Linked DNA regions of Mus musculus: region 1 is linked to region 2. Evidence: chromatin contacts called from ENCODE POLR2A ChIA-PET data. All regions are on one chromosome and are shown on one strand. The core of a region is the stretch at or near the end of the contact, and the rest is flanking DNA. Distances in the headings are between cores, read along the strand shown. Region 1 holds the start of Fiz1 (Flt3 interacting zinc finger protein 1). Region 2 holds the start of Kmt5c (lysine methyltransferase 5C).

Evidence for each region. ChIA-PET counts read pairs that join two places held with the same protein, here RNA polymerase II (POLR2A).
Region 1: POLR2A ChIA-PET joins it to region 2 with 30 read pairs in embryonic stem cell. The contact joins the promoter of Fiz1 here to the promoter of Kmt5c in region 2. POLR2A ChIA-PET finds 5 or more read pairs at or near these places in 3 of 5 experiments (Patski and embryonic stem cell).

The regions. Positions count from the first base shown.
Region 1 is chr7:5,013,245-5,016,559 of GRCm38, forward strand. Fiz1 (Flt3 interacting zinc finger protein 1) reads right to left here and starts at 1,484. Exons shown (of 3, transcript NM_001110329.1): 1 at 1,381-1,484. Zfp524 (zinc finger protein 524) reads left to right here and starts at 2,264. Exons shown (of 2, transcript NM_025324.2): 1 at 2,264-2,316.
Region 2 is chr7:4,738,518-4,741,532 of GRCm38, forward strand. Kmt5c (lysine methyltransferase 5C) reads left to right here and starts at 1,610. Exons shown (of 9, transcript NM_146177.2): 1 at 1,610-1,722. Gm24537 (a small nuclear RNA gene) reads left to right here and starts at 315; the gene lies at 315-416. It overlaps Gm42369 (a long non-coding RNA gene), which reads right to left and starts at 1,563. Exons shown (of 2, transcript XR_881802.3): 1 at 775-1,563; 2 at 473-685.

The sequences.
Region 1 (3,315 bases), core at 234-2,733, 270 kb after region 2:
TGTTCTCAAGCTCTCCCTCAATCCTCTCCAAGCCTGCGCACTACAGACTAAGGCCCTCCTACTGTTGCTTGGGCGTGGGCTGCCTCTTTCAAGCCCCTCCCTCTCTTCCCTAAGCTCTTGATTCTCTTTTAAACAAGTGCCTTCACCTCGTGCTTCTAGGGAGCTCACACTAGTTCTGTAGTTTCAGAAACAAAACCTTTTTACCAATGAAATGGGAATGCCAGTGTTTCCTTCATACAGTGATGGTGTGAGCTAAGTAAAACTGTAGCAAGCTGTACAACGCACTTAGGAAAGCCGAGGCACAGGAAAGACGTAACTGAGCAGTTTGACCAAGTTCCTCTTAGTTTCTTTATTCTCATATGCTTCTTAGTTAACTTGACTTTTCTAAGTTAAATCTTCACTGAGACTTGCTTCCAAATCCCACCTAACTTCTCCTTCAAATAAGTCACATTTTTCTATAATCACCTCTACTTCGCTATTATATTCTTAGCTTGCCGCCAAGCCCCCCCCCCAAGCATTTTTACCTTCGTGATAAAAACCTGATAGTTCCACTAAAACTTTCCAAATTGCACACCTAGATCGCTGCCCCCCCCCCCGCCCCCCGTCTTGTCTTGTTGTTTTTTCTTTCTTTCTTTCTTTTTTTTTTTTTTCGAGACAGGGTTTCTCTGTATAGCCCTGGCAGTCCTGGAACTCACTTTGTAGACCAGGCTGGCCTCGAACTCAGAAATTCGCTTGCCTCTGCCTCCCAAGTGCTGGGATTAAAGGCGTGCGCAACCACCGCCCCGCTAATGCCCCCACCCCCACCCCCTTGTCAAGGTAAGCTTTTCTTTAAGTCACACCTCAGGCAAACTTCACACAACATACTCTGGGCCTCTGTTGTCTTACTGGACCCCAGTTTTCCCCTCATCTTACGAAGTTTCTTCAATTTTTCAACCAAGGCCCTTTCCCCCATTTCATGAGATTCACGCCTCTTTGCTAGGCCCCACTTTATATAAACCTCTCCATTTTCTAACCAGTCTCCACACTTTCTTGAAACCCCTCCCCTCCAACTATAAGCCACGCCTCAACAAGCTACTCCTCCAGTTCTGCCCCGCCCCGACCACCTTAAGCTCCGCCCCTCCTGCGCCCTACGGTGTCTGGTGCAGCCGGCCCCCACCCCCACCCCTGCTCGATCTTGCGAACAAGGCCCGGAAAACTGGCCCTTTGTACCCCTCTCCCTGCCCCTACAAGGTGCAGTCTCGGGCGCCCGAGTCGGGGGCAGGTCAAGCGGCCCAGGAACTAGGCAAGACCACCTTGCTTTTGCGTTGCGGAGGTCCTGGAGACCAGGCAGGCCTCCGGGGGGCCGGGAAAGTCTGTCCGCTTTCCTGTTTAATTACTTACACCTCCCTCTGGGCGCCGACATTTTGGGTAGCGGGGTCAGCGTCACTTCCACCTGAGGGGCCTCTCGACTTCCGCCTCAGCTCTCTTCTACGCCCCCCCAACCCCCCTTTACCCCTCCTTCTTGGCTTCTCTATCCCGCCCCCGCCCCGCCCTTCTGTGTTTTCCTTTCCTATTTCCAGCCGCGGAGGTTAAAGAAGCTAGGCTAGCGCCATCTTTGTTGAGGGCAGGGCAGGGGCGGGGCCTAAGTTACCCGCGGCGCCATATAGACTAAGGGCAATACTCTCAGCGTGCAGCATTTCGTAGCCCACGGTGCGGTTACAAAGAGTTAACATAGATGTGTTTAGATAAGATTGCTTTTTTTTTCTAGTCTTTGACTTCTGCTGGGAAGGATGCGGGAAGAGGGAGAAAAATCCAAGTGGTCAAACTTGTTCAGAGTTAGGAAACACCAAGCACCATTTTACTACTTTAACTCCATGGCTCTTTGAAGCTGATGGGCGCCATATTAATTAGGGGCACTTAGCAGCCATTTCCCGCTTCTCATCTATCCGGTACCTGTATTTGATTGGGTCACCGGGTTGGGAAGGCTTCGTGGGAGGAAAGGCATTTTTGCAGGTGGTTGGGGATTTTTGTGCGTTGTCACTGGGCACACGAAGGCGCCTGATACGCAGGCGCATTTGTTGCTAGCGTGTCGGGGCCTTGGGACCCAGGGCATCCTCTTTGTTCCCCGCGGGCGCTGGCAGCAGGGAAGGGAGGGAGGGGCCCCCGGCTTCCGTGCCGAGGGGCGGGGTCCAGCTCACGCTCTGCTACCTCCCACACCCCCGCCCCGCCGCCGCCTAGGGGCTGGGCCCCCTCTCTCCCGCCCCTTCCCACGCTTCGGCCCGTCGCCCCCGGCGCGCGCGCGCGTACACACGCGAGCCCAGGCAGCATGCAAATGAGGTACCCAGAGGCGGGGGGCCCGGGTGGGGGGGATGGGGGAAAGAGGGTGGTCCCGGCGCGCGCGCATAAGCGCGCACCCGGCACCTGTTCCCAGCTTCTTTGCTCTCTCCTGCGCACGTCGACCTCGCGCCCCGCCGAGCGGTCTGGGCTCGCGCGCGCAGACCCCCTTCTGGCAGCCCCTGCCACCAATGTCCCCGCGCCGCTCATTGGCCACCGTACCCTGAGGGCCCGCCCCGCTTGCGGGCTGGGCCACTCGCGCCTGACAGGCACGCGTCGTACCGGACTTGTGGGTGGGAGAGGGTCGAAGAGCCACTCTGTCACTTCATAGGTATGTTTCAGAAACTCAGCTTCTTGTCCAGGCTTCCTCATCGTGCGAACCATATGATCCTGGACAAGTTGCTTCTGTGTGGACCTCATGCTATGTGCATATTAAAAGGGGGTGCAAGTTTTGGGGGTGTAGCTCAGGCCCAGTATGTGTGAGGCCCTGATTAGGATAGCCAACACCACACACAAAACTTTAAACCAACCAAACAATAAAATAATAAAAAGAGGGGTGCAGGGTCCCCCGACAGAATCTGCTGCTAGCTGCACCTTTGACCTTTGACCCCAAGTACACTCAATTCCTACTATCCTGGGATCTTGTGGGCACTGGGGAAAGTCCTGGAGCTTTCTATTTTCTAGACTGTGCACTAAGGACATTTTTGAAGCTTCCTCATTCCTGTCGATTCTCCCAACAACCTTGGTATATTGACTTTATAGAGAAGGAAACAGACTCAGGCAAAGCCACTTGTAGAATCACATGGTGATTGTTGGCCAAACTGGATCCAAATGAAACCCTTTGAAAATGTTCCCTCAGAGGATTGCTGTGAGGCTCAACGACCAGTGCTGTAGTGCTGGCTCTTATGTTCACAGCATGTCTGGGTTAGTAGGTAAAACCAATCAAACAAACCAATAAACAAAAATCCCCGATTTCCATCTTACAAAAGACACAAATAAGCT
Region 2 (3,015 bases), core at 360-2,859:
CTTCAACAGTCTGGAAGACACTTTGCTATTTAGTGGGGTTTTTTCCCTTAAATATATTTTTATTAGCCATTTGAAAATCTCATATAATGTGACAGCACCCAAGGACGATATAGTCATCCTAACCCGGAGAGCTGCTTAGGGTAGGGAGCTGTCTTAGAATTTAGGAGAGAGAAGGGTGGTGAGGCATGGACCTCAGACACTTGAAAGTATATCAGTGTATGATATTTGCTTTGTAGACGCAACCATGAAGCTGTGAGTTGGCAAAACCCCAAGATCACAGAACGGTGCAAAACTTCAGCCTCCTTAAAAACAAAATGTTGCAGCAGCACATATACTAAAATTGCAGCGATACAGTGAAGATTTGCATGGCTCCTGTGCAAGGATGACGAGCAAATTCATGCCTGATCTACATGGTGAGTTCTAGGACAGTCAAAGCTCATGTCTCAAAAGAGAAGCTACTATGATTTAATCAATTGTGTGTGTGTGTGTGTGTGTGTGTGTGTGTGTGTGCGTGCGCGCGCGCGCGCGCGCGCCTTGGCATGAATGTGGAGGTCAAGGACAACCTTCAGGAGTCGGTGCTTTCTTTCCATTATGCGGATCCTGGCTATGAGACTTGTGGGCAGGTGCTTTTACACACTGGGCCATTTCAATGTCCCATCTCACTTCAATCGGTTGTTCCTTCAGTCTGTAGTAACAAAACATTCTGTGCTGTAGGCATTATCCTAACCCACCAAATAGATAACTCAGGAAAGACAAAAACAAAAGTAAGCTTACTTGTTTGGACGTAATTATGATATCCTGCTAATTATACTTGCAGGATTGAAGAGGTGGGTAATCTTAATTAAGGGGTTTCCCCAGGGGAGTGCCCCATGAATCAGAGCTTGTCTTCTAAGTCCCAACTTCTCAGCGTCGTCTCTTTCTGAACTGTTCACAGGCAGGACAAGAAAACTTCACAGAGTTCTTGTAGGTACAATTTTCCAAAGATAAGGAATACTGGGAAAGAGAAAAGATCTTCTTGCTAAGCAGGGTTGGCACTGAAGTTTTGTTGCCATGGCAACCAATGGTCTCCTGGGGCCGGGAGCGCGATGGCGCGTGTGTGCATTCACCTCTTTCCTTCCTGGTTCGCTCAGGGATTTTGCCCCACTTCAAGCTGAAAGAAAGAGAATAGAGCTCCGGATTTAGGGTGATGGGCGGAGGCCTTAACGAATGGAAGCGTGGTCCTGTCCAAGGCCAACCAATAATATACGAAGTTTGTCTCTGACAGAGCCCTCCCTCTTTTCACTTGGACCTGAATAACCTGACCCAAACAGAGTTTCTGTTGGAGCGACGGCTCTTTAAGCCAATGAAAGCACTGATTTGGGACAGTGCAGAAGAAGAGGCGGGACAGATTTTTATGGCAACGCCTGAATGACAGCGACCCGAGCCATTGGCTGTAGTTCGCTGGATTTATTGACAGAGTGGGCGTGGAGGGGTTTTGTCAGGGCACCGACTGGGGCCAGAAGAGGCGGGAAAAAGAGAGCAATGAGAGTCAGCCAATAAGAACAGCGCGAGTTTCATAGCAACGGAAGAGTGACGGCGGGTTGGGCCAAAGGAAGGTTAAGCTGTTTGTTACGCCGGCCGAGGGGAGGCGCGGCGGCTGTGTCGGACGAGAGCCGGAGGAGGCGGTGGGTGGAGGTGGCGGCTGCAACGCGGGTTCCTGAGGAGAAGGAGGAGGAGAAGCGGGTGAGGGGCGGCGCGGGGCCCGACCTCTGAGCCCCCTCTTGGCCCCCGCCCCGCGCCGCCCGGCCTCCCAGTCACCCCCTGAACCGGCTGTCCCCGGGCCCTTCCTCGAACCTTGCGGTCCAAGTCTCCAGCCCCGCGGATCTACGCGCTCCTCACTCGTACCCTTCCCTGCACCCTTGGAGCCCATGCAGACTCCTCTCTCACTCTCAGGACTTTCCTTGCACCTTAGGAGTCGCTCCTTGCCCCACCAGGGCCCATCCCCACCACCTTTTCCTGCATCGTAACCTACCTACCCTGTCACACTCAGGGCACTTCCTGACTCCTGTCTCACTATCCTGGTCTCTGAGGCCCTTCCTCTGACTCTCTGTTTCCCCAGCCCCCTTCTGCAACCTTCCCAGGCTTTAGTTAGCTACTTAGCGCCCTCAATTCCCTCCTCGAACCCGTAGGATCTTTCAGGTTTCCATCACTTCAAATCCCCCAGGATTCCCTCAAACCCTGCTTGGAACCGCTAAGCCCTTCCCTTGGACCCCAGGCATATCTACCCTTTGGATTTCGTGGGCTCCTCCCTTGCAACCTCAGGTGCCTTCTTCCCCCCACCCCCGCCAATCCTGACTTCCCTCCATCTTTCTCTCCCCTTTCTCTCCCTTCACATCATACTCCCTACACCTCACTTTGTCTTTTCCCAGCTTCCAGGCTTTTTTTCTAAGCACCCTCTTCATTTAACCCAGACCGTTTTTTTTCCAGATCTTTCTCCCAGAGTGGCGGAGTGTGTCTTGCCACACTCTGCCTTCTTGCTCTCTCCCAAAGCGCAGAATTGTCAGACACACCACAGTGAGGGTACTGGGTAACCTGGCCCTCCATTTTATTTGATTTGGTTTTCTGAATCTATTTTTTTCCCCTCTTTGCCTCCGACCCTTTGTTTTGACTTGTTCCTCCTCTCCTTTCTGTTCCTCCCTTCTTCCTGTTTTTTGTCCTCTGGCGGGCTTCCCTTTTGCTGGAGTCCTCGGAGAGGCATTAGGGACTGGATCCTTCTTCCCCTAATGGCTGCCTGGGCTCCACCCACAACCTTTTGACCACTCCCCAGAGGAGGGTGACCTTGGAGGGAGGTGCTGAGGACGGGAGAATCAGCCTAGCAGGGGGTCAGCAAAGGCAGGCCAGAAGCTCCTATGGAGTTCCTTTTCCCCTTTCCCTTGATGAGAGCCCAGCTATCCCAACTCCCTCCTGCCATGCTAAGCCTTTGGAGTTATCTCAGGCAGTTAATTAATCTTCCTTCCGCCTGGGTACACAGGGACC